Linked DNA regions of Homo sapiens: regions 1 and 2 are each linked to region 3. A link is a loop called in an ENCODE intact Hi-C map of the cell type or tissue named here. Cell type or tissue: Calu3. All regions are shown on one strand. Links, peaks and the distances in the headings refer to the core of each region. The heading gives the core; the rest is flanking DNA. Region 1 has its middle 17 kb from the start of CNTLN. Region 2 overlaps CNTLN (centlein). Region 3 overlaps CNTLN (centlein).

Region 1 (11,173 bases), core at 1,630-9,629, 110 kb before region 3:
GACCATTTGAAATTGTCCTTGCTACCTCTTTAATGCATATTTTTATATTTCTATGCTCCACCCAAGTGCTGTAGTCTCTCAACTGCCTTCTTTTTGTTCTTCAGCTTTTATGAAGCTATTTTCAAGTGTGAGTAGTTGTCCAAATTCATGTTTCTTGAGGGAACAAGTGACTTGTTTGTAAGTTGACTTGTATATCTTTTTATAGCTGAGATTTTATCCTGTGATCTTACTAACTCAGGAATTTTTTGGAGATTCTTTGCAGTTTTCTAAGTAGAATAACCATATTATATTTATTATTATTTTCCTTCTTACTTTGGTTTTAATTTGCTCTTTTTTTACATGTTTTCTGAGTTAGAAACTTAGGTTATTGATTTGATACCCTTATTCCTTTATAACATATGCATTTGATTGTGTAAGTTTTTCTCTAAGCACTGCTTTAGTGCATCCCACAAATTTTGATCTGTTGTATATTTTTTATTTACTTTAATATATCTTCTAATTTTCTTTTGACTTTATCTTTGACCAATGAAATATTCAGAAATGTGTAATTTCTAAATATTTGGGAGATTTTCTAAATATTTCTCTGTTACTGCTTTCTAGTTCAACTCCACTATGGTTAGAGAACACACTTTGAATGTTTTAAATCTGTTAAGATTTGTTTTATGACTTAAGACACAGTTGGTATTTGTGAATGTTTCATGTGCACTTGAAAACAATGTTTATTCTGCTTTCATTGGGTCAGGTGGTCTAAAAATGGCATTTAAGTTAATTTGGTTGATAGTGATTTTCAGGTATTATATATCCTTCCTGATTCCTGCCTAGTTGTTCTAATGATTACTGACAGAAGACTGTTGAAATCTCCAATTACACTATTATTTTTGTATTTCTACCTTTACCTCTATAATTTTTGCTTTAGTATTGTCACAATATTTTGTTGGGTGCATACCAATTTAGTATAGCTATGTATTTTTGGTAGATTGGCACTTTTAACCATTATACAATGTCCCTCTTGGTCCTTGGTAACTTTCCTTCATTGGAATTCTACTTTTTTTGATATTAATATGACAATTCTAGCATTCTTTTGGTTAGTATTTGCATGGTATGTCCTTTTCTATTATTTAGCTTTTAGCCAAGCTGAGTGTTTTTATTTAAAATGGGTTTCCTGCGACTAAAAATCATTCTAATCTTATTAGATTATCTAATAACCTAATTATCTCTCTATTGGCTGAACTTAGTCATGGGATAGAACCTACTTTCAGGGAAGGTTGCATAATACAGTCCTTTATCTGGCCATATTGCCTGCACACTTAAATGTAACCATGCACCTGTATATACACACATTCACATATATCTGTGTTTTGTTTCTAAAGAAAAGGTGAGAGTGGGTGTTTGTATAAGCATCTAGCTATTTCTGCTTTCATATGCTTTTGGTATTTGTAAACTGTCTTTACCTGTAAAATAAGGACATTTCTAACCATTATTTCACTTCTAGAATAATTAATTTATCTGATCATTTTATATAACATTTTAAGTGTCTTGTTAATTTTTTTGTTGAAGTTATTCAATATGTATTGAATATAAAAACACATCATTCCTAGTAAATTATAGGGAGATAATTTTGTCTTTGTTTAAAAAAATAAGCTTGCTTTCTCAAGGGGGGCTTAATATTTCAAATTTCATAGCAGCCATTTATTGTCAGCAACTTAAAGACTGTTTCTGTTTTAAGAATACATTTTTCTTCGAAATAAAGTCAGAAATTGGAGCATCAGCCATCTTACATATCTCCCCATGCAGTATAAATTAATTTCCAGACTTTCGGGGACAAACTTTCATCCTAGAAAACCGGAGTGTCAGCAGTGAGCTAGGGAGAGCAGTGGGCTGTTACATGACACCACTGTTCAAAGTGTCAGGTCACATGTAGCACTTTATGAGTTCCCCCTTTCCTGACTGAAACAAACTATTTTAATACATTTCTAAAAAACCAAAAAATACAAAATACTCTTTTAATACAACATGCATATATGTTTACTATGACTAAATATATTATGCCTCTTCCTGTCAAACAGCATCCAATGTGGTGAAATGAAAAACAATAAATCTGGGCTGGGTGTGGTGACTCATGCCTGTAATCCCAGCACTTTGGGAGGCTGAGGCGGGTGGATCACCTGAGGTTGGGAGTTTGAGACCAGCCTGACCAATGGGGAGAAACCCCGTCTCTACTAAAAATACAAAATTAGCTGGGCGTGGTGGCGCATGCCTGTAATCCCAGCTACTCGGGAGGTTGAGGCAGGAGAACTGCCTGAACCCGGGAGGTGGAGGTTGCAGGGAGCCAAGATGGCACCATTGCACTCCAGCCTGGGCAACAAGAGTGAAACCCCGTCTCAAAAAAATAAAAACAAAAATAAAAACAAAAACAGTAAATATTATATATCAGCATTTGTGATATTTATTCCTTCTGTTTAGTTATTTGCCTCTAGATTGAAGCATTCAAAACAGAAAATTATATTCAGAGTAAAAACTCTTAGCTGGATAATGGAACCTATCATTTTAAGTTTTTCCTATATTTCCTAAAAATACCTATATTAGGTATATTTTTTCCAATATTACTCCTTATCTTTACCTTAGTTCCCTTTCATTTTTGATTGTCATTGTGCTCTCAGCTACACCTGAAAATTTCTCTGATTTTTCCCAAGTTGGGAAATTAATCCACTTTAAATTCCATTAAAGTTTGAAACTCTTTTTCCATTGTCTTGTGGTTTTATTTGTACATTTTAATTTACTGTAATTTTAAAATGTCTCTTTCTAGTTTTGACAAATGTCATACTTTTCCTTGGAAAATTAACATCTACCAAAAAATTACTTCTTAAGCTACATTTATATATCATATATATATATAGTTCTTAATAGTAAATAAAGATATTTGGTTAATAACAGATTTACACATTTTCTAAAGCTGCTCTAAACAAATGTATAAATATGAACTAAGTATAGTGATTTAGATGGGGGGGAAGTTTACAAGAAGATGGCAAGAAATAGGCCAGGTGTGGTGGCTCACGCCTTTAATCCCAGCACTTTGGGAGCCCAAGGTGGGCGGATCAGGAAGTCAAGAGATGGAGATCATCCTGGCCAACATGGCAAAACCCCTTCTGTATTAAAAATACAAAAATTAGCTGGGAATGGTGGCGTGCACCTGTAGTCCCAGCTGCTTGGGAGGCTGAGGCAGGAGAATCACTTGAACCCAGGAGGTGGAGGTTGCAGTGAGCCGAGATCACTGCATTTCAGCCTGGTGACAGAGCGAGAATCCGTCTCAAAAAAAAAAAAAAAAAAAAGATGGCAAGAAATAAACCCAAAACGGTCATTTCCGAGACTCACAGGTTATTACCAAAATCTATATGTATAAATAAATTCTTGTTTCCATTTTAAATTATGCTATTTTATATATTTTCTTCATACATAGAGATAAAATGCACAAAATAAAGATATAGCATGTAAATCTGAAATAAATTTGCTGTTCTGAAGATGTAGAATGATTATTAAAGGTAAGTGAGATGCTTAAAATTTCATAACCTGGAATGAGAGATAAACAAAAAAAATAAGTGGTTGACAGAGGACTACTTACAGTTATGGCCTCAGCCTCTTAATATTATTTTCAGTTAATACAATTCAGACAGAAGCAGAAATTTTTAATTTAGACCACAGAAACAAATCAAATGGCATAAAACAAATGTCATACAAAATAATTATTGAATGTCATGGCAAGTAAAAATTTTATGAGGCTCTGAATTGACTCCGACTTAAATAAACACAGGAGGATATAGAAAAGGGAAGTCCAAGAGAAAGTGATCAGCACATAATTATTATAAAAGAAGGGCAGACTTTCAAATAATTGCCATGCCATGAAGTAATTTCCATTATTTCACAAACATTTAATTAATGTTTTCCCTAGCATGACGATAGGCCTATAATGACTGCCTCTTATACACTGTTATTTTGTTTGGGCTAGACAGTAATTATGAGAGGTAAAGTTTCACCCAACATGATAAAAGTTTATTCAGCTGAAATTAAATAAGGATGCTGTTAAAGACTTGCTTCTGGAAAATGCCAAAGCCGAGAATGTCTAGACAAATCTTGAAAGAACACGTAATTTTCTGTAATTTTACACATGTACAGCAGAGGGCACTAATATAATTATAGTAGTTAGTCCTTATGGGAGTAATTATCTGTGAATCTGGGATTCACCGGAAGTAGTAAACTAGAAAGTTTTTCTCATCTTTATCGATGAATAGTTTCCTCCTATCTAAATAGGGAAATTCTGTGCATGAAATTTACTTAATTTTTATAGCTGAAGGGCCATAATAATAGAGAGTTAATGTTGATTATTCCCTAAGAAATCAACAACACAATGAGTGATCTTTGAGCATCATAAACCAGCTTCCTCAGAAGGCCAATAACACTCTATCAACTTTTCTCCCTCTTCCTCTTGCTCTCACGTAGCTACACTCACCTAGCTACATTTTCTCCCAAAACACCATCCCAGAAATCTGAAAGTGGAAAAACTTTTGGCTATGTTAGCAGCTTTTTATGATACAGTTGAAGCACTGTTTGTAATGATCTCCACGAGGTGATGGAAACTTTGAGACAAGTGGAAAAGAAAAAGACCAACAATTTGCTGTTACAAAAGAATGAGAAAGCTAACCAAAATCATACTCAAAAATGTTGTTTCATCACAAAGTGGGAGAACAGATGGTCAAAACAGTTTCTCATTTTCCGGGTTAAATTAATAGAAAAATTGCTACACTATGCAAAGCATAGAGTGTGTATCATAGAGAAAATTATCCCTTGATATATTAATTTAAGTGTACTAGATGCATGGTAATACAGATGTGACCACAGCAAGTGCCTTGCTTTCCAGAGCTGAAAGTCTAGTGGTAGAGAGCAGACGTACTAACACATACTCACTTATAAATTAGGTAAAATGTGGTGAGTCCTGAGAGTGTGGGGAATAAAGTATGGCTCTGGGAACCTCTAGGAGCCAGAAAGGGCCTGCAGAAACAACGACATTTAAATTGGGCTTTAAAGAATGGGTAGGCATTTTATTAGCTAAAGAAGTGGTGAAAAAATCTACCAGGAAGGTAGAAATTGCTCGTGCCAAGGCTTAGAGGCATGAAAGGCTAATCCCAAAATAAACACATCTCTAGTTTTCAAGGGAACATCCAACTGGAAGCCACGATTGTATATTAGGTAGAAAGTAATTTTATTATGCTATTAAAGTAATTCACTGTGGATGCTTAAGAAATTTAAAAGGGGAGTTAGCTTTGAATTTTAACAGAAGACTTTGTTATTCCCAGAGTGTCTTTAATTGTATGTGGGTATATGGAAGTAGGGAGAGTATTTGTTTCAATGCTTGCTTTTTACTACAGCATTTTCCTATTTTGAGAAGCTGACAGGAGTCAGGAACTTGGCAGCTTGTTTCTGAAAGATTGTTGCTCTTGATTCTAGAAATTTCTGATTACTAGTGCTTAGCTGGTGTTATGGTACATCGACTCTGGGAAACATTTTATTTTATAACCAGAAATTGTAGAGGTAATATATATTATTTTTGTTTGTTTTTTATTCTGGTTACTGCATTACTGTTGAAAAATTAGTTATGGTCAGTTATACGGTCAGAAGCAAGTGTCCTAAGATGGTGAAAATGAGAACTATTTTGAGATCAAGAATTACTATGGAGCCAATTACACATATGATTATGGCCTGTGCATATTTAAGGGCCTATGAAAATATTTGAGACCTGAAAAATAATTTATTGGCCTTGAAATACTAAAAAGTGGCAAAATAAAAAGTAATATATATCTAATTAAGTGTTCATAAATACGACTAACCACTTAGCTTCATCTTAATCCTTTCCTAGCTATCTTAAACATTTTAATGTGCGATCTAATGCATTTTGTATGTTTGATGTGGTAAGGCCTCTAAAATTAAATGGTCTTCAAGCTCTTCATATTTATATATCTCTGCTCATTCTATTCATTGCATCCATATCATTTTACATTTCCATACTGTTCCAGGAATCCTAAATTACAAGTATCTACCCAATTGTTTCTAGGGAGACAGCAGGAGACCGCTCCTGTCACAGAAGCCACAGGCCCCAACACTTGGCCTTGATCCCATTTCATTTTTGTTAGTGGGGGCTGGTTAACAGTAACCCAGTTCCCTATGACACTGCTTAGCCCAGGAATCATGTCTGTTTCTGGGAGGTCAAAGAACCAAGAAATGTCAATGAATCATATTTCAGTTTACAGATAAATTTTAAGTTATTTCATAGGAGATATACATCAGTTGCCAACTTACATGTTACCTACAATATGTTTCTTTTAAATTTGCTTTCTAAAGCTTAGAATTCAATGAAACGTATTACATGTTTTTTGTAATCGAAACGTGTTACAAATCATTAGTAATTTTTTAGTTTGACCCACAAAATCTCATGGATACATAATATATCTGTATTAGGGTTCTCTAAAGGGACAGAACAAATAGGAGATCTATCTATCTATATCTATATCTATCTATAGATATATCTATGAATCTATAGATGTAGATATATCTATAAATAATAGCTATAGATATATAGATATATACAGATATGTAGATATATATCTATAAATAATAGATATCTATAATAGATATATATCTATAAATAATAGATATCTATAATAGATAGATATATATCTATAAATAACAGATATATAAATAACAGATATATATAATATATATATAATATATAATATATATAATATATATTATATATATATAATATATATATTATAATATATATAATATATATATAATATATATCTATAAATAATAGATATCTATAATAGATATATATCTATAAATAATAGATATCTATAATAGATAGATATATATCTATAAATAACAGATATATATAAATAACAGATATATATAATATATATATAATATATAATATATATAATATATATTATATATCTATAACTTATAGACATCTAGCTATTATGGATATCTATTATTTATAGATATATATCTATATATCTATATATGTCTATTATCTATGTATAGATAGATATCTGTCTATAAATATAGATATCTATCTATAATTATAGATAGATATCTATAAATAATTATATATCTATAATTTATAGATATATATCTAAAAATTATAGATATAGATATAGATAGATATAGATATATAAAGTGGAGTTTATTAAGTATTAACTCACATGATCACAAGGTCCCACACTAGGCTTCTGCAAGCTGAGCAGCAAGAAAAGCCAGTCTGGGTCTCAAAACTGAAGAACTTGGAGTTCGATATTCCAGGGCAGGAAGCATCCAGCAGAGGACAAAGATGAGACTGGGAAGCTAGGCCCATTTAGTCTTTTCACGTTTTTCTGCCTGCTTTATATTCTGGTCACGCTGGCAGCTGATTAGGTAGTGCCCACCCAGAGTAAGGGTGGGTCTGCCTTTCCCAGCCCACTGACTCAAATGCTAATCTCCTTTGGCAACACCCTCACAGACACACCGAGGATCAATATTTTGCATCCTTCAAACCAGTCAAGTTGACACTCAGTATTAACCTTCACAATACCTAATTTATTTTAACCACAATTTCAACATTGTTTAAAATATAGTTTCTCCCAAAATAATTAAAAGCAGAGGCTGAAACAGCTACTTAAACACCAATGTTCATAGCAGCATTATATGCAATAGGCAAAAGATGAAAACAACCCAAATGTCCATCAGCAGGTGAGTGGACAGAGAAAATGTAGTGTATAAGATAATGAAATGTTATTCAACCTTATAAAAGATTGAAATTCTGATGCATGCTACAATGTGGATGAACTTTGAAAATATTATGCCAAGTGAAATACATCATACATCAAAAGACAAATATTTCATAATTCTTCAAACATAAGGTACCTGGAATAGACAAATTCAAAGGGGCAGTAAGTATAAAACAGTAGGGGTTGGAGAAAGAGGGTAATGGAGAGTTAATGTTTAATGGATAGAGAGTTTCTATTTGGAATGATGAAAAAGTTCTGGAAATTGATCCTGGTGATGGCTACACAATATTGTGGATATATTTAATACTACTGAGTTGCACACTTAAAAACGGTTAAAATTGTGAATTTTATATTAGATATGTATCCTACCACAGTAAAAAAAAATAGTTCCCAAAAAATAAACTCTTTCTTGATTTCCATCTCCAAAAACCAGGAGCCTAGCTTCTCAAATATGGAACAGGGAAAGATGCTTCCAGCAATTGCAGTGATAGTAGGGTTTGGTATGAAAAAGAATTTTACATTTTTCTAATTCTGTGTGTTTAAAGAAAATGTAATAAGTTACACCAGAATTAGAGTTCATACTTTATAAGCTTGGCATCCAGAGCCATGCCCCATGCTAGCCCTTCAGTTTCCTTTCCCAGTACCCTCTGCTTCTCTCCCCAACATCACTAACACTGTAAGAAAGAGTGGTTGCTCCTACCTGATTAAGTGGGAAGGGCAGGAAAAATGGAGTAATGGGAAAGCAAGGCTATGGCCAGAACAACATGGGAGCTGTGATTTGAAAGAGTGAACTGCCCCTGCTTTTATTGTTTGTTTAGTGTGGGAAAGATGGAGGCAAAATCATGAATTAGAAGAATTTTAAGTAAAATTTATCTGACTGTGTGTGTTTGATACTATTGGTTTCCAACTGTAGCAGACACTTTAGGCTATCTTGCTAATATGGCCTGTCTTCCTCTTTCTTATTAAGAGAACACTAATTTTTGTTTGGGATCATAATGTGTTCACTTAAAAAAAACTTGCTTTTCCATCTCTCTTTCAATTAGGTGTGGCCCGATAATGTAGTTTGGTCAGTGAGATATAAGTGGAAATCTAGAGAATTTGGGGAAAGCTTTTGCTTTTATGATATGAGTACATGCCCTTCCTCTTCCCCTTTGTTTAGCCAGTCATGAAGGTGTAATCCTAACAGTTATAACAACTTTTTTTCATTAAGATGGAAGTCATTTGCTCAGTTCAGTGGAGTAGGAATTTAGAAGGAGCCAGCCGGTGTTCTTTGTGATGTTGAGTAGTGTGGATTCCCTAAATCTGGGCTTCTTGTAAGGTGAGAAAATAAACACCTATGTGTTTAAGCTACTAGTAAGTAGAAGTCGCATGCATCTATTGGGGAAGGGCAGAAATTCCAGATGGAAGGAACAGAATCCCAGAGATCAGAAGTAATGGCCATGTAGGGTAGAGGGTAGGGCTGTAAAGTAAGTGGTTTATTTTGGTTGCAGCATAGAGTATGGAAGAGAAAGTAGGTGTAAATAATATTAAAAAACAGTGTTGAGTCAGAAAGTAGTAGAAGGCCTGACATACTAGTTTAAATAATTGGATTTTGTTATGAAGGCAACAAGGAACCACAGAAGGTTTCTGTATTAGTCGTTCTTATGCTGCTGTGAAGAAATACCTGAGACTGGATAATTTATAAAGAAAAGAGGTTCAATTGACTCACAGTTCTGCATGGCTGGGAAGGCCTCAGGAAACTTACAATCATGGCACAAGGCACCTCTTCACGGGGTGGCAGGGGAGAGAATGAGTGCTAGCAGGGGAAATGCCAGATGCTTATAAAACCATCAAATCTCGTGAGAACTCACTCGCTATCACAAGAACAGCATGGGAGAAACTGCCCCCATGATTCAATTACCTCCCACCAGGTCCCTCCCACAACACGTGGGGATTATGGGAACTAAAATTCAAGATGAGATTTGGGTGGGGACACAGCCAACCTGGATCAGTCTCTGTTTTGCAGAGTGCCATGCTGAGAGCTGTGCTTAGTTAAGCAAGGATTGGCTGTAGTAGTTCAGTTGGGTGAGAACAAGACTATTTTAGTAATCTAGGTTAGAATGAATGAAGGTCTGAACTGGGGCAGAGGTAGTAGGAATAGATGGGAAGTGTGAGTAGTGGGCAAAATATTTAAGGCAAAGTGGACAGATACTGATATGTGGAGTGAATGGAGGGAGTCTTCCTACTTCTGACTTTCATATTTTGATAATTGAATAGAAAATATACAGGTTGGCTTGGCATCCTGATTTCTTTCTTTTAGAATAAAATGAGAAAAAGATATTATAGTTGAAGATTTCTTTCTAAAGACCGAAACCCTGATATATGGCCTTTTTTTTTTTTTTTTTTTTTTTTTTTTTTTTTTTTTGAGACGGAGTCTCGCTGTGTTTGTGTTGCCCAGCCTGGAGTGCAGTGGCGCGATCTCAGCTCACTGCAAGCTCCGCCTCCCGGGTTCTGCCTCCTGAGTAGCTGGGACTACAGGCGCCCACCACTACGCCTGGCTAATTTTTTGTACTTTTAGTAGAGACAGGGTTTCACAGTGTTAGCCAGGATGGTCTTGATCTCCTGACCTCGTGATCCGCCCGCCTCAGCCTCCCAGAGTGCTGGGATTACAGGCGTGAGCCACCGTGCCCAGCCGATATATGGCCTTTATTTGTCTTCCTCCTGATTTCAAAATTACCTTGGTCAAGATTTTAATGAAACAAATCCTTTGGAACATAGACTACAAGAGGTTAGAGATGTTTTCTTCACTGCTGTTTCTGCAGCACCTAGAAGAGTGCCTGGCACATAGTAGGCCTTAAAAAAGTGTTTGTTGAATAAATTAATGAATGGATTATTCATTATCTTTGGAAATTTCTTAGAAATGCAGTTGTTTTTTATTTAATGATATTAGTGATTTTTAGGTCAGAAAAGGACTCAAAGGATTGCCTGACCTAGTCTGTTCATTTTAAACAAAAGGAACTGGATTCACAGGGAATTATGGTATACAGATGTCGTAGTTTTGCTTGTGTATATGTGTTATATTTCTAGGGACCAGTAAACCAAAAAGAGAAAATAATCAATACCTATGTGCCCATTCTGTTTAGGACCATCTTCGAATTAATAAGTACATATTTCTTAGCTTCTGTATTTCTAATACTGTTGAAAATGTGATAGGACATTTTAAAAGGAGACTGAGACCTGATCCTCATCTTCAAAGAAATTACAGTTTAGTTAAGGAGGTAAGATTAAGGCATATGAAATATCTATAATGCAATCAAGAACTATAATTGGGTAGGAATGGGTAGGTGAGTTCAGGAAAGGGAGCGATTAATGTGTCT
Region 2 (11,173 bases), core at 1,412-9,411, 88 kb after region 3:
ATCTTTTATGTCTTTAATGATTGTGTTTAGTTTTTCTATCAATTGCTTTAGAAAGGAGTGTTAAAATCTCTCACATAATTGTAGATTTTTGTTTCTCCTTTGAGTTTTCTCAATTTTTGCTTCATGGGTTTTAAAGCTGTTTTATTAGTTGTATGCATATTTATGATTGTTATGTCTTTCTGATAAATGGAACCCTTTCTCATTATAAAATGTCATTTTTAACTATAATATTTTGTTGGCTTGAAATGTACCTTTATGATGTCAGTATAGCCAATTCTTCCCTTTAATGGTTATATTTTGCATAGTATAACTTTCTCATTCTTTTAATTTCAGCACATAGGTTACTGTATATTTAAAGCGTATATATTCGGATCCTGTTGTTTATAATCCATTCTGACAATTTCTTCCTTTTCATTGCAGTGTTAATCCATTGAATTGTAACATAATTATAATATGATTGGGTTTAGGTGTACCATATTATCATTTGTTTTCTGTTCATCCTGTTTTTCGTTTCTCTGCCTCTCTTTTTCTTCCTTCCTTTTGGATTAATTAACTGGCTTTTTTTTTAATCTAAAAGTTTTACTCTTCTATCCTCTAGACCCACAGTTTCTGATGGTAATTCAGTGGAACTCATTTCATTATTCACTTAAACGTAATGTGTCAGTTTTGTCCGGCTTTCCTTTTTTCCCCAAGATTTTAACTTTTGACTCTTAGCATTTAAACTATGATGTTCCCAAGCTTGATTTTCATTATAGTAATCCATCTTGTGGTTTGCTGAGCTTCTTGATTTTCATAATTTTTAAACCAAATTGGAAAAAAATTTTGATGTTATTTTCGCAAATATTTTTGTTTCCTGTTCTTTCTTTTCTCCTTTTGAGATTACCATTTCCCTTATGTTAGATTTTTCAGTGTTGGTCCACAGATTAGTAAAGCTCTGTAAATTTTTATTTTTTTTGATACAGAGTCTCTCTGTGTTGCCCAGGCTGGAGTGCAGTGGCATGATCTCTGCTCACTGCAATCTCTGCCTCCTGGGTTCAAGTGATTCACCTGCCTCAGCCTTCCAAGTGGCATTCAGCACATGCCCGGCTGGTCTCAAACTCCTGACCTTAGGTGATCTGCCTGCCTTGGCCTCCTGAAGTGCTAGGATTACAGGCGTGAGCCACTGTGCCCGGCCAGCTCTGTTAATTATTTAAAAATTGTTTTATATCTATATTATTCAGATTAGATAGTTTCTATTACTTTATATTCAGTTTAACTGAAATTTCTGTTATGCCCAACTTGCTCTTAAGTCTTTTATGTGAATTATTCTGCAAATATAAGTCCTTGTTATAGTAGTTAAAATAGCTCCTTTAAAATCCGTATTTTCCTTCTCTATTGGGTCTTCTTTGGTTTGATCACTATTGTTTTCCCTTTTCTTTTGAATATGGGTCATACATTGTTTCTTCTAACTTGGAATTATATGGTGTATATTGTAAAATATATGTTATAGAGACTCTGGTTTCTGTTGTATTACTCATGGAAGTGTTGAAATAAATATATGAATCAGAATTTTAATTAGGTCAGATTTAAATTCCAAGCCCTGCGTCCCAACAGGTGGGTGGCAGTGAATTGCTTTTCGGTTATCTTAACCTTATTCAGATTGCTTAGAGGTCTGCTTAGTGCATGAACAGTTCATTTATGAGTTCATAGTTTTGACTCTCTCTTTTCTGGAACTTTTCCCCTCAATTTGTAGCTGCAGAGGTATGACTGAACTTCCAAAGTTTCTGTTGGAATTTTAGTCTCCTAACGTTATTTCTGTTGTGGGCCTTGCTAAGGTAAAAATTCATCAGAATGGGTAACTTAGCCAATGCTGTTCCATTTTCCAACTATCAGTTCTTATCTAGATTCTGCCTACATTTGATCATTCTCTGTTACCTTCAGGTAGTTGTTTATAATTTGCTTGGAGTTTAAATGGTCGTGTGTGGTAGATTTATTCTGATAGGATCTACTCTGTCATTATTGTAAATGGAACTTCCCAATCTTTGACTTTTTAAAGACTATTTTAACTGATTTTTTAAATCATTTTCTATACAATGCAGTGAACTTAATAGACTATAACTTGTTGATCTTATCACCAATTATTGTTATTGTCTTGCATTTTAATTATACATCTATTTTACCCCATAAAATATTATTGTTGTAAAAAATCAATTTCATTTAGAATTTTTACACTTTTTAATCCCTTTATTCTTTTGTGCAATTCTGTATTTCCCACTAGGATCTTTTGCCTTTTGCCTTAAGCACTCCTTTTAGTATTTATTTTATTGGGCATCATCTCACAGTGAATTCTCTCATTTTGTATTTTTTGGATAATGTCTTTCTTTTGCCTTTATTTCTGAACAGTATTTTTTAGATGGATAGAACTGTTGATTTGCACCATCTTTTCTGTCTTTATTTTAAAGATGATATATGTTGTTTTTTGTATTTTGTATTGAGAAGGCATGTCTCTTATTGTTGCAACTTTAACAGTAGTGTGTCCTTTTTGTGTTTACTTTTTATAGCTTCTCTTTATTTTTGGTTTCTAGCAGTTTTTATATGATTTCAATGTGGTAGTGTTTCTCCTTTTCCTGGTTTTTCAGTTTTTAAAGCTTTTGTCAGCCATGGCCTGTGGCTTTGGTTTTCTTCATTCTTAGAAAATTTGTGGTAAAAATGTCTTCAAATATGACTTCTGCACATTCTTTCTCTCCTGTCCTTGTGAGATTCCAATTACACACATATTAGACCTTTTCACTGTATTCCATATATATTTTGAGCTCTTTTTTGTATCTTCAAAGATTTTTTTCTGTTTGCTTGAACCTTGATGTTTCCTTGAGTTCACACATTCTCTTTTCTGTTGTGGTTACTCTGATGTTTTACCCATCTATATTGAATTCTTGAATAGAATATGTATCCTACTTTTGTGGGTAGAATATTCTATAAATGTCATTTAGGTCAAGTTTCTTGATATTGTTGTTTAGGTCTTTATCTGTATAGATTTTCTCTACCTATTCTATCAATTACTAAGAGAGATGTTGAATTTTTCCAACCATACTTGTAGGTTTGTCTATTTCTCCTTTCTGTTCTATTCTGTTTTTTCAGGTCTGATTGGCTTGTAATGTTCTTCCAGTCTTCTGTTTCCATGCTGATCTTCTGTCTAGTTTTTTTCCCCATCATTATTGTTTAATTGTCTTTTTTTCTCTTTAATTCTATCAGGTTTTGCTTCATGTATTTTGGGGTTCTTTTGTTAAGTGCATGTATTTTTATAATTGTTATCTCTTTTTGATGAATCGATTCTTTTATCATTATAAAATGTCCTTTACCTTTAGTGGCAATTTTTGTCTTAAAGTCTATTTTGTCTGATATTAATATAGCCACCACAGCTTCCTTTTGGTAACTGTTTGCATGTTGTATCGTTTTCCATACTTTTACATTCAATATATGTGCCTTTTAATCTAAAACGTTTCTCTTGTAGACACCATATAGTTGAATTATGATTTTAAAATTTATTCTGTCTTAAATTCCACCTATAATTTGAGGGCTTAATGTATGCTCTTTAACTTAGGATGGGGCTATGTCCTGATAAACCTATTGTAAGTTGAAAATATTGCAAGTTGAAAGTGCATTTTTGACATAATATTTTCAGCTTATAATTGGTTTATCTGGTTTTAGCCATATCATAAGTCAAGGAGTGTACTGAATGCATATTGCTTTCACACCATTGTAAAGTTGAAAAATCATAAGGTAAACCATTTTAAGTCAAGGGCTGTCTGTATTGGTAAGGTAAGATATAAATCTGCAATTTTGCTATTTTTAATATGTGTTATGTCTGTTTTGTTCCTCTTTTCCTCTATTACTGCCTTTTTTTGTAATATTTTCTAGTGTGATATTTTAATCCCTTTGTTTTTCTTTTACTATATATTTTTCAGTTATTTCCTTAGTGCTTACCCTGGGGGGGATTATAACTAACAATTTACAGCAATCTCATAGAAATTCATGTGAACTTAATGTCAATACATAACATTGTTCCTGTGTACGTTTGTTTCTCCCCCTGCCCTTTATGCTTTTATTGTCACAAATTACATCTTTATATATTGTATGCCCATCAGTACAGATTTATAATTTTTTAAATGCAATTGTCTTAAACCAGACAGAAGAAAAAAGTGTTTTTTTTTTTTCTTAATGTTGAGAAGATATCATGTCGTTATCATTGGGTTTGCATAATTTTTGGTGAGAAATCTGATGTAATTTTATTATTGTTCCTTTGTATATGTCATACATATGTGGAGTTTGAAAATCGTGTGAATGAATAATAGATGGATACTGTTTAGCATGTTTCTCTGAATAAGAATCTTTGTGTAGCTAGTGAGGTGACCTCAAAATACGTACATTTTATGGACAGTTTAAATAATGGCTCTCATGTTATATGGAAGATACAGACAGGTAAATAGATAAATAGAAAATTTGAAAGTATATTTTTCTGTAAAATTTATAGTAAAATGCAGGAATCATACTGTTAACTACAACTCTCCATCAATTAATATATCTAAATATATATTCCACAAATATTTATTGATATTCTACTATGTGTTAGGTGCTATTCTTGGTGATGAAGAGCTGTTAGGGAACAAAACAAGGCCTTTGTGCTCATGGAGCATACATTCAGGTCAGAGGGTTACCATCTGATAAGCACATGACACACGGTAATAAGTGCTATGGAGAAAAATAATACAGCATGAGATGGAGCATGATGGAGAGTGATAGGGCTTTTTTGTGTATGGTGGCAGAAGAAATCATTCTGATTAGGTGACATTAGAAAAGAAATATAGAAGAAGTGAATCATTTAGATATCTGATGAAGAGCATTCTAAACAGAGAGAACAAATGCAAAGCTCATGAAGCAGGAGCTTGCCTAGTAAGGAGGCGAGTGTGGCTAGATTGAGAGCTATGGGGAGAGGAGTGAAACATGATCTCAGAGAGGTAAATGTGGGACAGGTCTCCTTGGGCCTTGTTAAGTTACTATAAGGATATAGATTTTACTCTGAGTGAAATGGAAAGCCGTTGGTGTGTTTTTTGTAGAAGAGCAACATGGAACCTATTGGGGTGACTTATTCAGAAGAGTGGTGAGATCTAACTGAATTTTTTTTTTCTTTTCTTTTTTTTTTTTTTTTTGAGAAGGAGTCTCACTCTGTCGCCCAGGCTGGAGTCCAGTGGCATAATCTCAGCTCACTGCAAGCTCCGCCTCCCAGGTTCACGCTATTCTCCTGCCTCAGCCTGCTGAGTAGCTGGGACTACAGGCGCCCACCACCACGCCCGGCTAATTTTTTTTGTATTTTTAGTAGAGATGGGGTTTCACCGTGTTAGCCAAGATGGTCTCGGTTTCCTGACCTCGTGATCCGCCTGCCTCGGCCTCCCAAAGTGCTGGGATTACAGGCGTGAGCCACCGCGCCGGGCCCTAACTGAATATTTTTAAAAGATCACTCTGGATGCATTGCAGAAAACAGAATATAGGAAGGCAAGGAAGAGAGGAGGGAGACAAATTTAACAGGCAATTGTAATAGTGCAGGCAGAACTCAGTGGGTACTTAGACTATGTTATAAAAAGGAGTTAGAGCCTGTAAATAATTCAAAGTTAGAATGCATAAACTTTGATATTGACTTATATGTGAAATATGAGAAGAAAGGAGGAATTAAAAATGAATTCATGCTTTTCAGATCTAACCACCTGGACAAATGAATTTGCTATTTTTTGAGGCAAGAAAGATTATTCTCACAGCTCTCCTAGCAGTAGGAGGACTCTGAAGTTAGATAGAGGAGAGATGTGGAAGCCCAGAATTAGGGAAGTAGTAATGAAGAGAAATGTGTGACTTAACATTTCTGCCCATTAGTAACATATACTTTATCATGTCAATACTCTCTTTTTAGTATTCAGTCCAACTAGACTCACCTCTTCATCCATCCTTTATTCCATCCATCCATCCATCCATCCATCCATCCATCCATCCATTAAACCTTCATTTATTCAGTTATGTAGGCAATATTTATTAAAATCCCATTGTATTTTTACAGGGGATACGAAACTGAACAACACCATTTATGTTTCTATGAATCTTATAGATAGGAATGCAGATAGAAAATAGTTACAAAATGTGTTGTAATTGAAGTATGAAACAAATAGGAACCTGTGGAAAGAAGCTTTTCAAGGAGCATGTTTATGGAGAGGAAGGGATTACCAAAGCTTTCACAGAGAAAACAACGTATGTCATTTTGTTAAGGGCTTTCTGGTTTCTTGTCAGAAGCGCACTGGCATAGGCCCAGAGGTGAGAAAGTTTGTGGTGTATCCTAGAGAGTGAGGATAGTCTGGCTAAGTACTTCTTGTAATCTACATCCAAGCATCCTAGGGTGGGAGTAGTTATTATCCTAATTCAGTACGTCTGGGCTGGGGCCTGAGATTCTGCATTTCTGTCATGTTCCAGGTCAGGCTGATGGAGCTGGTCTAGCGATCATACTTTAATGATTAATAGGAGACTAAGTGGAAAGTGAAATATACAGTCGAGGGGAAATGGTAGAAAGGTTTTATTTCATTTTTTTCTATCTGTAAATTTGTAAATACTTCTAGTGGGACTTTTTTGTGCAGGATTTTGGGGGTGTTATTTACAGAGTAATGGATAAAAACATAGATTCTAGAGTCTGAATGCATGGATTTGGAACATAGACTTGATCACTTAATTGTGTGACCTTGGGCAAGTTACTTCTCTGTCAACTCAGTTTCAACATTTATAAAATGGGTATTATAATAGTACTTACCTCATTAGAGTTTCATTAAGATTACACAAGACAATGAATGGTGGGCATTTAGAGTAATAAATGTTAGCTCTTAATTTATTATACAGGGAAGAGACTTGTTAGTAAATTGAGATTTTTTTTTTCTTATATTGGTGGGGATTTATCTTTCCTTTCTCCTATCTCAACTTGTAATCCAAATTATTGGTGAGCTGACAGTCTTTGCCATAGAAAAGGGCAAAGCTAATTGGTTCATAGGGGATTGAAACCTGTGACCCTTGATTTCTAAGCACCCTGCTCTTCACTAGCTGAATTCTGAATGACTGCCTATTCTTATCTCAAAGCGATTGTTTATCTTTTTCATGCAGAAATAATGTTTTTTGCCTTGGAGGAATATCTTGCAGTAGAGGACAAGAGAGAAAGCCAGGGTTTACTATATTTATCTGTGAATGAGATACATGCCATGTGGCTAATGGCAAGACCACAAGATGAGTTGCAAATTTTAACCAGTCTTGTTGATTTTTATTTCTTTTCATAGTTACTCTCTCTTCCTTGCTTTCCTCAATTGAAGAGAATTTTCTTTAGCTGTTTTCCCTTATGTTCTTACTCTCTTTTTATAATTTTTATTACAAAATATTTGCAACCTCTAGAAGAATAAATGTAATGTCTGTATACTCACCAGCAACTGTCACAAATAATCTTGATTATATCTATGTACTCTTTCCTGATTCCATCTTTCTTTTTTTTTCCATGAAGATAACTACCATGTTGGATTTTTTGTTTATGAATTCCTGCCTCTTAAAACTATGTTTTCTTAAATAATATATTCCAATGCCTTTTGTTTGTTTGTTTGTTTGTTTTTTTGAGATGGAGTTTCACTCTTGTAGCCCAGGCTGCAGTGCAATGACGTGATCTTGGTGCACTGCAACCTCCGCCTCCTGGGTTCAAGTGATTCTCCTGCCTCAGCCTCCCAGGTAGCTGGGATTACAGGCACGAGCCTCCACACCTGGCTAGTTTTTGTATTTTTAGTAGACACGGGGTTTCACAACGTTGGCCAGGCTGGTCTCGAACTCCTGATCTCAGGTGATCCACCCACCTCAGCCTCCCAAAGCGCTGGGATTACAGGCACAAGCCACCGTGTCTGGCCTCATTTATATATATTTATTCTGATCCCTGATTGTTTCCTCAGGATGAATTATTAACACTAGAATTACTTTGTCAAAGATTATGAACCTAAGGCTTTTGAATATATATTCCCTGCCAAACTGCATTCCAGCAGGATTATACCAAGTTATCTTCTCACAGTATGTGAGATTGCCCACATTTTGTATTCTTGCAATTATTTATTATAATTTAAAAACAGCCTTTTGTTTTTCAAAACAAATTTATTCCTTTATTATCTCTTTGGAAACTAGTGAGGTTTTTCACTTTCACTTTTATGTAGTTTTCTTTTGTAAATATTCTGTCAGCTTGTATTTTTATCTTGTTTGCTTACAGATACATATGACCCTTTAAATATATGTTAGGGAATGAGTGCTATACAATATTCGTCACAGTATATTATTTGCCCACTTTGTTAATACTTTCTAGACCTTGTAGATTCAGTTCCAAGATAATTGAGACCTTTTTTTGAAGACTTTTTCTTAAGATTGAGCTCCACGTACCTCTTTCTGCATTAGCAGATGTTAAACTTAATTGTTTTCCTTGTGTATCTCCATCTCTGGACTCTGAGCTCCTTGAGGGCAAGGAGAGTTGATGCCTTATCCTTTTCTCCCCACTGCCTTCTCCAGTGATTGACAGTCTTAAGTTCAATAAATGCTTTTTGAATGAACACATGAAAATCCTTGACATAACAATTGTAGGAAGTAGGAAGTAAGAGCAGTAAAGAATTAACATTTGGAAGGGTATATCTAATTGTGACGTGGAGAAAAAATGTCAGTAGTAGTTAGCTTTATTTTCTTGCCAGAGGGTCTGATATTGATAGTGACTATTTGGCATTAACTAAAGTACAGTATTCTGGTTTTTCAGGTGGTAGGGAGAAGATCTGATTGTAGTACCTTTACTTGGGCTCAGAATGCTGGTAACTTTTGTCATACTTTAGTTGCAAAATATTATGCCAGAGTTAATAATTGGTTTGCTTTTGTTTGGTTTTTATGATTTTTACTTTATTATTGTTTCTATTCCATTTTTTTCTCATTTTCAGCATGGAAGAATATCAATCTTATACTTTCTCTAGGTATCTTACTGTACAGGATCAAAATAACTTTCAATATATTAGGTCAAGGTGCCACAAAGATAGTACTTTTATATTATGCTTATCATCGTATTTTTATACTTAATTAGTTTCGAGTTTATATGTGTAAACTTAATTTGAAAAGTTGACTTGATTTATTCTTCAGCATTATTGTAAATGAAAACTGCCTTGTAATTTGTTGCTTGATTTAATTATATTCAGTAATTTATATTTTTAATTCAGTTGTATATGTAGATATGACCACACAAATATATGGGAAATGATTTTTGGATAGTTTGATATTTAATCAATTTTCAGGAGAGAACAACTTAGCAGTAAAATATAATGTTATGATATGATTTTTAGCCTTAATAAATGAAAGACATTTTTATTTAAAAGAAAAATTTGAAGTCTTTATCTTTTGTAAGTCTTAACTATAAACTTTTTTTCTAAAGGCCATTGTGTATTATATTCACAAAATTTGAACTTGTTATCATTCAACTCCACTATCCTGCATGAAAAATAAACCATTTCTGCTATAAAAAGAAGGCTGCCAATAGATATTCTGATATTTCAAGCTTACTTTAAGTTCCAAGCAGAATGAAACAGCCCAAGATATTAAAATCTAGAAATTTAGCATATCTAATGGAAACTGCAACTCAACTTTAACTACTCTATAGTGGCACTTCTCTTGCCGCTGTAATAAAACTTAAGAATGTTTAGTGATTTTTTTTTTCCTACTATTATTCAAAATTACATTACCCTTACTGAAATCTGAATGGCTTTTAGTGGATTAATTAAACTGTAGCTGGTTTGCCATCTGGGTGCAGCTTGTTTAGCTGCCTTTCCACAGAAAAATTTCTCATGGAGTAAAGAGTATTTTTTGTTAGAATACAGCTGCTAGGCTTTACTTTCTAAAAAAACAAATAGTTTATGCTTTCATACATGAAATTTGTGATGAAAATTAATTTGTAAAATATAAAACCTATGATTGCCTTTTAAAATAATACAACACAAGCTTTTTTATATTCTTTATGAATTTGTAAAAAATGTATGCCTTGATAACTTGTAATATTAAATAGAATCCTAGGTTTAGGCTAAATATGAAAAAATGGGTAAGAGGGAATTAACTAAATCTGATTTTTATGGCTCAAGTGGTTTCATTAAATTAGAGTGCTCTGTGTTGTTCATTAATGAACTTATGCCATATGCTTTAACTGTTCTGGTCAATAGCTGATAAAGGCTTGTGGATTTGCTTTTTTTTCATATAAAGCTGGATAAAAATATCCATGTGATGGGCTTTTATCAAAGGAGTTACTCTGAATTCAGTAACTACTACTGAGGCAATATGGCTCGCAATTTGCAACCCAAAGGTAGTCATACATTATTGGAATACAGCCTACTGCGCTTCACATTACACAGATGTGAAGGCCTGATTATAGCTGCTTCATAATTAACAGTGATCCGATTTGTTTTGTGGCATAAATGGTGCATGTGTAGAACATTAGCCATGGCACTCTCATTCAAATTCAACTCAAGGGCTCAGCGGCAGGCGGGTCACGAGCTTCAGGGAGTAGAAGCACAAGCTCCTCCATATGTTCTTGCTGCATCTTACTATGGCTATGTGTGCAAGATAAGTTCCCCAAAGAACCTAATCGTGTTCTGTAATTACAGCGCGGCTTTCTGCTGGCTAGAAATGAGGGAGAAGCTAAAACACTCCCTCATCAGATAATTTGTAAATTACTTTACATGGCGGATGCCTAACTCAGTTGGTTTTCAACTGCTGAAATTATAAATAATTGTAACAGATGTGGCAATATGGCTGGTCTCCAATAAATGAGGCCCTTGATAATTTGGCCAACCCTTTGACAGGCCAATTTAATAAAATGTGAACAAAATCTTCTTGCTAATAATTTATCATCCTTTTTCCCAGTAGAATAAATTTAATTACCCTAGCAGTTAACAAGGTCACACCCAGATGCCAAACTCGGCTACAGTTTTGATAATGCAATCAGGAATTGAGAGGTGATGACAGCGTTGTTGTTTTTTTCATTACCTGGCTTCACATAAACACAGGTGGCGTAGCTTTCTTGTCAGTTTTTAATAATTACAGGCTATTATGGAATGCATAGTTAGCAGATTGA
Region 3 (11,173 bases), core at 1,462-9,461:
ATATTTGGTTATTTTTATTTTTTCTAGAGGATTGCATCTTTTGACTTGAACTAGTATGTCAGTGTATGGGGATTCATGTATTTTGAATTTTTTTGTTTGGGGTCATATCTCAAGAGGGAAGATTGCTGTTATTGTTACTGTTTACTTCCTCCTCTTTCTCCACCACCACGTCCTTAACTAATGCCTATCTTTTTTTCTAGAAATTTTATAGTTGCCTTTAAATTGTCAATCTCACCCTAGTCTCTTTCCTGAAATAGGTTTTATAGAGGTTTTGCTACACCTAGCCTCAGTTGCAGGGTGTTTTGGCTCAACTCTTGATTGGGGAGCTACATCTATAAACTTTTGCCTTTCTAGACTCTAATATAAGCCTTGGTTCTAGGCAAGGATGGGCAGAAGCTTTTTTCCAGCTTCATTTCATGAGTTAGCATTCCCATCCCACACAATGAGCCTGGTTGTGCTTCTGCATACTGGGTAAGGCACTTGTATTCCCTATTAACCCCAGAAGTCAAGCTCCTTTCCACCTCAGCCTGCATCTGGCTCTGGGGGACAGCAAATAGTAGCTTCATCCCCATTTATAGTTTTCTATTTTTGTTTAATTTGTGATTCTCACAGATATAGATTTGTCTGTTTAATTATTTATGTTTTTCTATGAATACCATGTATTTTATTTGTGACCTTTTAAAAAATGTAAATCAGTGTCCAATCAATTTCCCCTTATTTATAATATAAATTGACTGGTGTCAGCCTGATTATACAGTCTCTTCAGACCTTTGTTCCTTCCTTTCCCTTTTCCTCCTTTGCTTTATAAAGCTATATTTGTTTAAAAGCTATATTTGTTTTAGAAGATAGTCATTCTTTACAAGTATTGTGATTTTCTGTTTCCCAGAGAACTATGCTTTGATTGTACAACTACCATTTAGTTTAGTTAATAGTATTCTCAGAGACTAGAAATGTATAGGAAGGTGTCAGAAATCAAAAAATTCTAGTTATAGGGTATCGACTATAAGTAAATCTCTGTCACTCTCTCTTTTGAGACTCTTAAAAAATGGTAAATTTTATCCTTAATATAATTGTGTATATGAAAGCTTAAATTAACAAGAACATGTTTACTTAATTGTAATTATTTTCAAAGCGATGACAGTATGGTTATTGCAATCAAGGTTAAACTATGTTTTATGTAATTTTTATCATATACCTAAATCTAGAAATGAAACTGTTCTTTTAGTATGAAGTTGTCTTAGTTTTCAGCAGTTGTAAGTTGCTGTCACTTGCCATGTGGTCAACTCAAGATGATTTAATTTTCTATATTTTAAAGTGATATTAATATTTGGGATATGAAAATTTAAAGTATTAGCTACCAGTTATGACTAATAAACTCTCTATATTTTATATCTAGAGAAAAACAGAAATCTGAAGCTAAAGACAGAAAAGTTCTAGAAATTCTGCAAGTCAAGGATGCCAAAATACAAGAATTTGAACAGGTTGGTGTTATAATAAAAATATTTAAATTAACTATATTTGTTTTGGGTAGTAGATCTTCAAAATTATTTTTATTTTTTTGCAATAGTGTTTATTGAGAATATCAGGGTCCTTATGTTAAAGCATTACTATTTTGAAGTCACTAGTAAGATTATTCTTCATCATTAATACTTCTCTTGTACCCTTTTGTTTTCTGAATTAATAGATTATAACTCTTCATCTAATGTTACAGTTTTATAATAGTATCTAGCTATTATTCTTTATTTTGTTGAATTTTGACATTATTAGCAGTTATCATTTACTTCTGAAACTTGTAAATTTTCAGATGGTTTTATTTGTAGAAAAGATAAAAATTGAGATCCTATTATTTACACTTAAAACTTGTATTTTTGTGTTAGTACTATATTAGGCTGTTCTTCCACTGTTACAAATAAATACTTGAAACTGGGTAATTAATAAGAAAGAGGTTTCATTGGCTTATGGTTCTGCAGACAGTACAGGATGCATAGCAACATCTGCTTCTGGGAAGGCCTCATGTCAGAAGGCAAAGCATGTGACACTTCATATGGTTATAGCAGGAGCAAGAGAGAGAGACAGGGCATGGTGAGGGAGGTGCCACAGACTTTTTTTTAATTTTTTTAATTTTTATATATATATTTTTTTATACTTTAAGTTCTAGGGTACATGTGCACAACGTGCAGGTTTGTTACATAGGTATACATGTGCCATAGTGTGGCGATTCATCGGTGATCTAGAACTAGAATAACCATTTGACCCAGCCATCCCATTACTGGGTGTATGCCACACACTTTTAAACAACGAGAGCTCATGAAAACTCACTCCCTATGCAAAATCAGCACCAAGCCATGAGGGATCCACCCTCATGACCCAAACACCCCTCACCAGCCCCCACTTTCAGCTTTGGGGATTACAATTCAATGTGAGATTTGGGCAGGGACAGATATTCAAACTATATCAAGTACAGTCCTATCTTTTATGTATAATCAGTAAATTATACAATTACATATAATTATATGTATATGTAATATGTAAAATTACGTGTGATTATATAATCAGTATGTAATCACTGCAAAAGTGCATGTGGTCATGCTTCCTGGAACAATTTTCAAGATACAAACATTTCAAAAAAGAAGTGAAAGAAATTTAAGAGTGGCTAATATCGTTATATAATATTTAAATTCATTTTATACTCAAGCTCATTACGGAGTAAATAAATTATAATTTTTCTTGGGAGGTACCTTTTTGGCAACCATGTTCTTTTGACTTTTGAATTTATTTTCCTTTCTAACCAATTAAAGGTTCATGAGAACTTTGATCTAGGATCAGTTATTGTTATAAAGTTGTTTTATGAAAAGACTAAAAGTTCCATTCCCTACATTTCTATCTGTTCTTTCTAAAAAGGAATATTGATTCCAATAAACTTAGAAATTTGAAATTTACACGTTTTCCAAAGTTGAGTTTTTCTTATAGAAAATGTCATAATTGGTACTATGATGATAAAATGTTAAGAATAACATTTTAGTAAATTTGTTCTGGAAAGAAACATTTGTATTTACCACCCAAGTATCAAACAACATTAAAATGTACTCTAAAATAGGTAAATGTTGTCATGTGCCTGGTATATTAATTGGATTAGGCTAAGCTGCTTGACAAGTACAACCTTATGAGCCAGACATGGCAGACATCATTTGTATTTACATTTTACTGGAAAAAAATTTGGCCACCCCAAGATTCAGGCGATTTGAGAAAATGTAGATACAAGTTTAGCGGTCCCTTCCTCAATTACACCTCTATTCTGTTAGAGCAGGAAAATCTTTAATATCCTTAGGCATTAAGTTTGCAATGCTTTAGTGAATGCTCTTTGGTTTACCAGCTTTGGATAACCATAGCACACCCTTAGAAAATGTTGCCTTTTGTAAATGAAAATATATTTTCCCCTTTTCTTTGCTAAATTCTTTGTCTACTTCTGCATCCTTGAGTAGGGATTGTTTCATTATTTATCTTTTGAGTGGAATCACATAGCTTATATATAACATATTAAACTCTCATAATAGAAATTATTTGCTTTGTAGGGACCCAAATTTCTTAGGATTAATCATTTCATTTTTGTGCAATGATGATTATAACTTTCTACAAAGTATATTTTCAGTTAGGTGCAACAAGATAATGTATTAAATGTATATATTATCCTGTGATGGTGTTGTAGAATATTCAGAGTTACATTTCTTGCCTTTAACGCTTTTTAAATCTCTTTGATGATTAGGTGATGATAGAAGTAAGGTGGAAATTGCCATATTCTCCTACACTACTTTGTTTCTATGAGGGCAGAGTCTGTTTCTCTTTCATCCACTCTTTAGTCTCATACAGACGACTGTATACCCAGTACGTAATTATTAATAGTTATTTCATAGTCAGGTCCACTGACATGGACCTGAATTATTAGGTTGGCAGGAATTAAAGGTATGTAAATGGAACCATAAGGACTTGATAGTAATTCTGAAAATGACTCTTAGGTTTTCAGCTTAGAGAAACCAGGAGAACAGTGGCGTTATTATCAAAAATAGGCTTATTTTCAGGAAGTATAAATTGTTTTGAAGGTAAGGTTTTGAGCTCCTCTTAGAAAGTTTGTGTTTGAGATGCTGATAGGAATTCCATTTAGAGATTTTTAGCAAACTGTTGGAAGCATGAATCTGATGAAGGAGTTTTGACCTGGAGATGTGGGTATTTAATAGTTTAGTTAGAGGGAAGACTTTAAGCAGTGAGAATTTTGAGAACAAGATATTTACTGATATTTTTAATGAGGAAGGAAAAATTGTAGTGAAAGAGGTGAAAAGACTTTATAGAAGTAAGGAGAGAGTACAATGCAATATCTCATGAATTGAGAAGAGAGAGTTTCAAGAAGCAAAATGTTGTCATTGTCGTAAAATGCTGCAAAAAATGGAGTGGGTTTTTGAAAAAGACATTACATTTAGCAGTCATGAAGTTTTAAAATGAATTTTAGAAAGCAATACAACAGGGATGGCATATGAAATTTTAAGAGATCATTGAATTCTGACAAAGTAATGGAAAGGAATGAAGAAATGTGACATTATGGGGTGGGGAGATAGTGGGATGGATTGATTGATTGACTGATTTGTTTTAAGTAATAGCTCACGCAGTCGTGGGCTGGCAAGTAACTCTGCAGGGCAGCCTGGCAGAATGGAGACCTAGGGAACAGTTTATGTTACATTGCAAATCCTAAGGTAGCCTGGAGGTAGAATTTCTTCCTCCTCTGGGGATCATAGTATTTTCTTGGGGCCTTCAACTGATTGGATGAGGCCAGCCCACATTATGAAGGGTAATCTGCTTTTCTCAAAGTCCATTAATTTAAATGTTAACCACATCTAAAGAATACTTTCACAATAACATCTAGACTGGTGTTAGATAAGAACGTGTGTACCATGGGTAGCCTAGCCAAACTGACATATAAAATTAACCAAATGGGTAAAAACAGCTGGGGTAAATAGGTTTTATGTTTATCTGGCTAGATATTAGGCTGTCTCCACTGTTCGCTGTGGTATGAGTTAGAGGCAGAACTCTGGTATCCGTGCCTTTTATTTGAATTTTTGTAGAGATTTTATAAATATCCTTGATATGCATAATTCAGTTTTCTTAAAAAGAAAAACCTTAGACAAATTAAATTCAATGGAGTTTAATTGAGCTGAAAAAAATTCACGAATTGGGTAACACTCAGGACCAAAAGTGGTTCATAGAGCTCTGCTCCGCAGTGTGGGCTGGGACTGTGTACAGCCAGACAATGGAAGTGACACACAGAAATAGCCAGATTGGTTACAGTTTGGTGTTTGCCTTATTTGGACATGTTTTGGCAATTTGCACTTGTGATTGGCTGAATGCTTGGCTGCTGTGATTGGCTGAGACTCGGCTACTATACAAAAATATACTCTCAAGTAGGGTTGTGTTTACATGTTGTTAGGTTACAGTTAGCTACCTACAGAGGCAATTTAATTTAATAGTTGCTATTTAAACTGCTTTGTTTGGTCAAACCTATTAATTATACAATAGTCCCATTGATGTGGTGGTGGGGTGTTGGGGGAGGAGAGGAAGCGGTCTGTAGTGTTATGTTTGGGTTTTTTTCATGGTGAGCTGTGCTTCTGGACTGTGACCTTCAAAAGTGCTTCTTAGTTTTTTGTTTGTTTGTTTCCCCCCTCCCCTTACCCCCTTAGGAGAGACAGGAAGGCTAGAAGGTGCTAGAGTTGGGTATTTCCCTTTTCCAAGTTGGTTAGTTAGGCTCAGGTAAAACCCCATGAGTCTGGGCTCTGGTAAAATAGTTTTTCTTGATGGCAGGCCTTGGTAAGAAGAAAAGAATACTCTGAGTGTGTTTAAAGATGGTTACTTTCTCCCTCCACATACTGGAAACAGGAAGGAATAATTGTGTGATCTTCCCTGTGACAACATGACAGGGGTCCAGTAGGTTAAACTTATGAAAATGTGTCACCTCTTATTGTTTTATGGTTCCTCTGAGTACTGCTTGCCCCCTTCCCCCAAGCATGACTGAGCCATCCTTGAGTTTTAAACTCTCAGACTTGTCCATATTGATCTTCCAGTAATTCATTAATTACAGAATAAGTTTTTCCACCCTGGTGCTGGCTCCTGTGGAAGTTTTTTCTCCTGGGCATCTGTTCCATTAAGTTGTTATTCTCTCTATTTTCATGTCTGTCTCTTCAATTTTGGGAGCGTTGGTTTGCTGGATAGTCTCAATTCTCTGATGGATCTGAAAAGAGTTGTTGATTTTCAGTTTGTTCAGCGTTTTTTCTTATTGTGTAAATGAGAAAGATGACTGCCAAGTTCCTTATATGCTGGACTGGAAACCAGAAGCCCCCTCCATTGAATTGTTGTTGTTCCACTGAAAAATATTAAATAGCTCCTAATGTTCAAGATTTATAGCTATGAGATAGAGTAAGAATTAGAATGACAAATCCTTCAGCTTATTTAACTCTTACTTCTGTATCTAGTGAAATTACTAGAAAGTTACACACACACACAGTTTTTTTTTAGCTGTTTGCAGAAAAACTTTCCTAGGGTGCAATCTAATAATTATTAGTATAAAGAATTGCCTTTTTTTGGGTAAGACTATGTTTTAGCTTTGTCACTGTTATAAAACAATGTTAATACATTTCCCTTCTAGTATTGTGCTTTGATAGCATGACTTATGATAACCTAGTAAATTGTATTTAATTAGATGATAATTGCTCTTTAACATTATATTTCATTTTTTCCTTACCTTCTAGGAAGCTCAGAAGTTTTGTTTCATAATTGCAATTACTTCTTTTATCCCTTCCTTTTTCTCCACTTATCATTGCTTTAGTTATTGTGGTTTAATTACTGCTTTGTTTGTTTTTTGTTAAAAGTTTCATGTCCATTTTGAAAATAGGTCAGTATAAATAATAAATTAACTATGCTCAAGTATTGCCTAATAGAGTTTGGGGTTTGGGCCTTATGCCCCTTCCCTACCCCCCACCCATTTTTATGCCTGCTTCATACTCACTATTATTCTCTTGTTACTCTGTAGACTTCTCTTGACCATTATTTGAATTATTCATTCATTTCATGGCTTATCTGTAATAAATTATTTGTTCCAGACATTCTCTCTCTTGTCATCCCTTATTGCTTTATGGTTCCTCTGAATTCTGTTTGCTGTTTTAATATTAACTCAAGCCAGGCTATTAAGAATTTACCTGCCTCTATTCAGAAAGATTTGTTGAAAAATATTAATAAAGCTTAATTTTAAAATGAACTTTAACTGTATATGTCTGTGCTTTCATTATTTATAGAGGGTATATTTTATTAGGAAAATATGTTGATTTATACAAACTTTTACACTTTTAGAGTTTATCAGTGCTCTTGTGTTGGGAGAGAATCTTTGTCTAACTTATTTTCTTTAATGATTTTGTGATATAAGTAACTATATTATGCAATTTAATATTAAACTAATTATCGGAATATAATAATTTTGGTTAACCAATTTTTTAAATTTTATTATGCTTTTTAATTTACAGATTGAGTCTGTGTTTGTCCTTTTGAATTACTATTATAAGTTCACTCAAATGCCAAAATCTAAATTATTAAATAATTCTCATGAAAGGACTCTCTATTGGTATCATTTATATTGTCAGTGCCTGTTTAGTTTACTTTAATGGGAAAACTCTTTTAAAACTTGTCATTTGGTTCTTCCTAGAGTTTAACTAATTTCAGAATAGACAAGATATGCTCAAATTTTGTCATTTCTCCTTCAAAGGATAGGCTTATGGGTATTTTACAAACAGTTTTAATGCTTATATTATTGAATTTATTATTTAGTGTCAATTTCATCTGTAAACACTTAACAGTCTAGTTTGGGAGATATTATGAGTAGATAGATTATTAGCAACACTCGGTAGTTTGTTGTGTATCAAATGTATAATATAGATAATACAAAAATTTAGAAATGGCAAGAATTACAAAATACTGAGATAGTAAGGGAAGCTTTTATTGAGGAGGTGGAAGTCGAGTCTTAAAGGGGCATAAGACTTAGCTGAGAGTAGAAAAATTGATTGTAAATTGTGGAGGAGCCATTTTTATGCATCTATTTTTATGTTATTTGATTGATGTCAGGCACATTTTGATATGGCCTAATAATTAAAATAGAACAGAAAAGTTAAAAACTGAGATGCTATTTGTACTTACTGGATTTAAAAAAATTTCCAACCCTGAGAGTTAAGTGTTGGTATGGAGGTAGAATAATGAAAACTCTTGAAATGCAAATAGTCTTTGACTTAGCAATTTCACTTTTAAGTGGATATAATCCAGAGAAGTGTTCTTCAAACTTTTGTTAGTATGATCCCCACGCTGAAGTACATTTTACTTCATGACCCATTATACACACATGAAGTAAGTTTCGTATAAGTTATTTTTACTACATATAATTAAGGTAAATATATGAAAATGTTTATATCAAATGTGAATTTACTAATATTTAAATACAATAAAAATCTTAAACATGATAAAAATTTAGAAAATAATTTATGAAGCATGTCTGTTTTATAAGTTTATTCCTTTAACTGTAGTTTCATTGCTAAGAATGTGTGCCTATTACCTTGATATTTTCTATTGTATTATAATCCGTTTAAAAAAATGCCACTTATTGTAACTAAATCGATTTAATGACCCATTACTAGATTGCAGTCTGCAGTTTGAAAAACACTGCTTGGGAGAAATTCTTGGTCATGAATATTTGCAGTCATGCTGAAGAGTGTTCATAGCAGTATTGTTTGTATACCCCTTTACCTCAAATGGGAAACAGCTGAAATACACACTGATAAAAGATGGATAAATATAGCATAGTTATCTGATGGACTAATACTGTACATCAAGAAATTGATCTAGTTACATTCATTATTATGAATAAATTTGGGAACATATGTTGAGCAAAAATAGCAAGCTATGTAATATGTGTAATATGATTTAAGTTCAGAAGTAAGCAAAACTATACAGCATATTAAATAGGGACATATATCTGTCTTTGAACTATAAAGAAAAGCAAGGCAAAGATAAGAATCAGGGTTTCAGGATAATGCTTACCCTTGGAGGGAATAAGAGGTACTAGAGGATAAAGGGTCATTTATGAGATATCAAAGATAATGGTACAGTTGTGTTTCCTAGCTGAATGTTGGTTACGTACAGGACCTCTCCTTTTACTTATTTTTTTAAAAAATTATTTACACACTGATCACAGATTATTTTTGTATGTATTCAGCGTCTAAATTATTTTTTAACTATAAGTAAAATAAAATCAATAATTAATATTACACTTTTAAAAATTAGAGTATTGGGGTTGGGCACGGTGGCTCACACCTGTTATCTCAGCGGGGCCAAGCTGGGAAGATTAGTTGAGTCCAGGAGTTTGAGAAGGTAACATAGTGAGACCTCATTTCTACAAAGAAAATTAAAAATTAGCTGGGTTGGTGGCACATACCTATGGTCCTTGCTACTTGGGAAGCTGAGGTGGGAGGATCCCTTGAGTCCAGGAGTTCGAGGCTGCCGTGAGCCATGATTGTGCCACTGCACTCCAGAGTGGGTGACATGACAGAGCGAGACCTGTCTCTCAAAAAAAACTAACTAAATAAAATAGAATATTGGATATATTTTCACTTTATTCCTAAAATCCACTTTTCATCATAATCCTGGATCTTCCTCTCATTTTCAGTTTATTCCCAAGTCCTTTGGAGACAATTTGATAAGGAAGAAATGTGAGAGTATAAAATAAATCGATATTTAGGGATCAGCACCAGTGATAGATCAGAAATGGAATAAAGGTCAACTGAGCATATTACTTAAAAAAAAAAGGTGTTTCTATCTTGATGTGTCTCTTTCTTGGTTGACAGACAGAAGGTGTTATTGAGTCTGACTTGGAGGCTTCCAATAATTGTGTGAGGCTAGATACTATGTGTTTAATAAATATTAGTTGAAAGAATGGATGGATTGATAAAAGTTGAAGAAGTTTAGGAAAGAGATAGTATCAGGATATGGATTTCATTTTTAGTAAGTTAGTTTGAGATAGTAGACAATCCAAAGGGAGAGGTCTTGTATAGCTGGAAATATGAGATTGGTGATTGGGAAGGTGAGGGCTGGATTATAGATTAGATAGTCTTTCAGACAGAGGAAAGATCAGCAGCCAAGAGAGGTGCTACATTTTCTGAGAGAAAAGATGTACAGAGAAACAAGGAAAGCTAAAAATTGAGTCTGGGGTACATCCACCTCGTAGGTGTAATTTAGGTATCTCACAGGTGAGAAGAATGTTCGGTTAAAAATTTTGGCAGCCTTAACATTCTAAATATTCTGTCTACAGAGCAAGATATTATTAGTACTAAAATAAACTTGCCATTTTAAAAATTTTAAAGTGATTTATGCTTTTACAAAATCATAGTTTATCAGAAAAGTTCCTTCTAAATGACATTCAAATAAAAGAATAAGGAATTATGTTAGCTATAAATATATTTTCTTTAATTAGAATGGTTCGTAAAATCTTGTTTTTCTCCTGTTACACACCTAAATTTTGAAAATTTGCTTTCTGAGTATGATTTAATATTTAATATCCAGTTTTTATGTGTTCTTCAACATAAATAGGCCCTGTACTTGCACATTTTAGTTAAAAATTCATGGGCATGTTACAGGAGATGAGAATTGTGGTGACAGACATTATTATGAAAGCTATTTAATCATCACATTAGCAAATCAAAATGTAAAACCTTTAAAATAAAATACTGTTTTTCTTAGAAATAAAAGCTCACCAGTAATTTAAATTTTTTTCCACAGAGAGAGTCAGTACTGAAACAGGAAATAAATGACCTTGTAAAACGGAAAATTGCAGTAGATGAAGAAAATGCTTTCTTAAGGAAAGAATTCAGTGACTTGGAGAAGAAATTTAAAGATAAAAGTCAAGAAATTAAGGTGTGTTGACTTGTACATAGTTTTGTGGGACTGTTGCTTTGAAGTTCTGCTTTAAGCTTTGTTAGCCTTTGTGGCACAGAAAGTGACAGATTTGGAGGAAAAATTGCCTTAGGCCCTCCTGTACCATACAGTTTTCTCACATGCAAAAACTCTGATAAAGATGCTTTAAAGCCAGAACTCCAAGCTT

The links. Peaks named below come from ENCODE experiments on the same cell type or tissue, not always from the same donor. Only the 100,000 strongest peaks of a DNase experiment are listed, where the experiment ranks them.
Region 1: a loop joins it to region 3, with 3 times the contacts of the local background. A loop is called at or near these places in 1 of 110 quality-filtered maps.
Region 2: a loop joins it to region 3, with 2.7 times the contacts of the local background. A loop is called at or near these places in 1 of 110 quality-filtered maps.

What each region holds. Positions count from the first base shown.
Region 1 is chr9:17,112,361-17,123,533 of GRCh38, forward strand. No RefSeq gene overlaps it. Among named protein-coding and RNA genes, the nearest start is that of CNTLN, 17 kb to the right of the region's middle. In Calu3, for the core only: no CTCF peak of the experiment used is centred there; no DNase peak of the experiment used is centred there.
Region 2 is chr9:17,312,860-17,324,032 of GRCh38, forward strand. The region is part of intron 8 of CNTLN (centlein); the gene reads left to right. Among named protein-coding and RNA genes, the nearest start is that of CNTLN, 180 kb to the left of the region's middle. RefSeq lists an enhancer at 9,343-11,173. In Calu3, for the core only: no CTCF peak of the experiment used is centred there; no DNase peak of the experiment used is centred there.
Region 3 is chr9:17,224,807-17,235,979 of GRCh38, forward strand. CNTLN (centlein) reads left to right here. Exons shown (of 26, transcript NM_017738.4): 3 at 1,397-1,481; 4 at 10,852-10,986. Among named protein-coding and RNA genes, the nearest start is that of CNTLN, 95 kb to the left of the region's middle. In Calu3, for the core only: no CTCF peak of the experiment used is centred there; DNase peaks (open chromatin) are centred at 5,345, 5,605 and 6,065.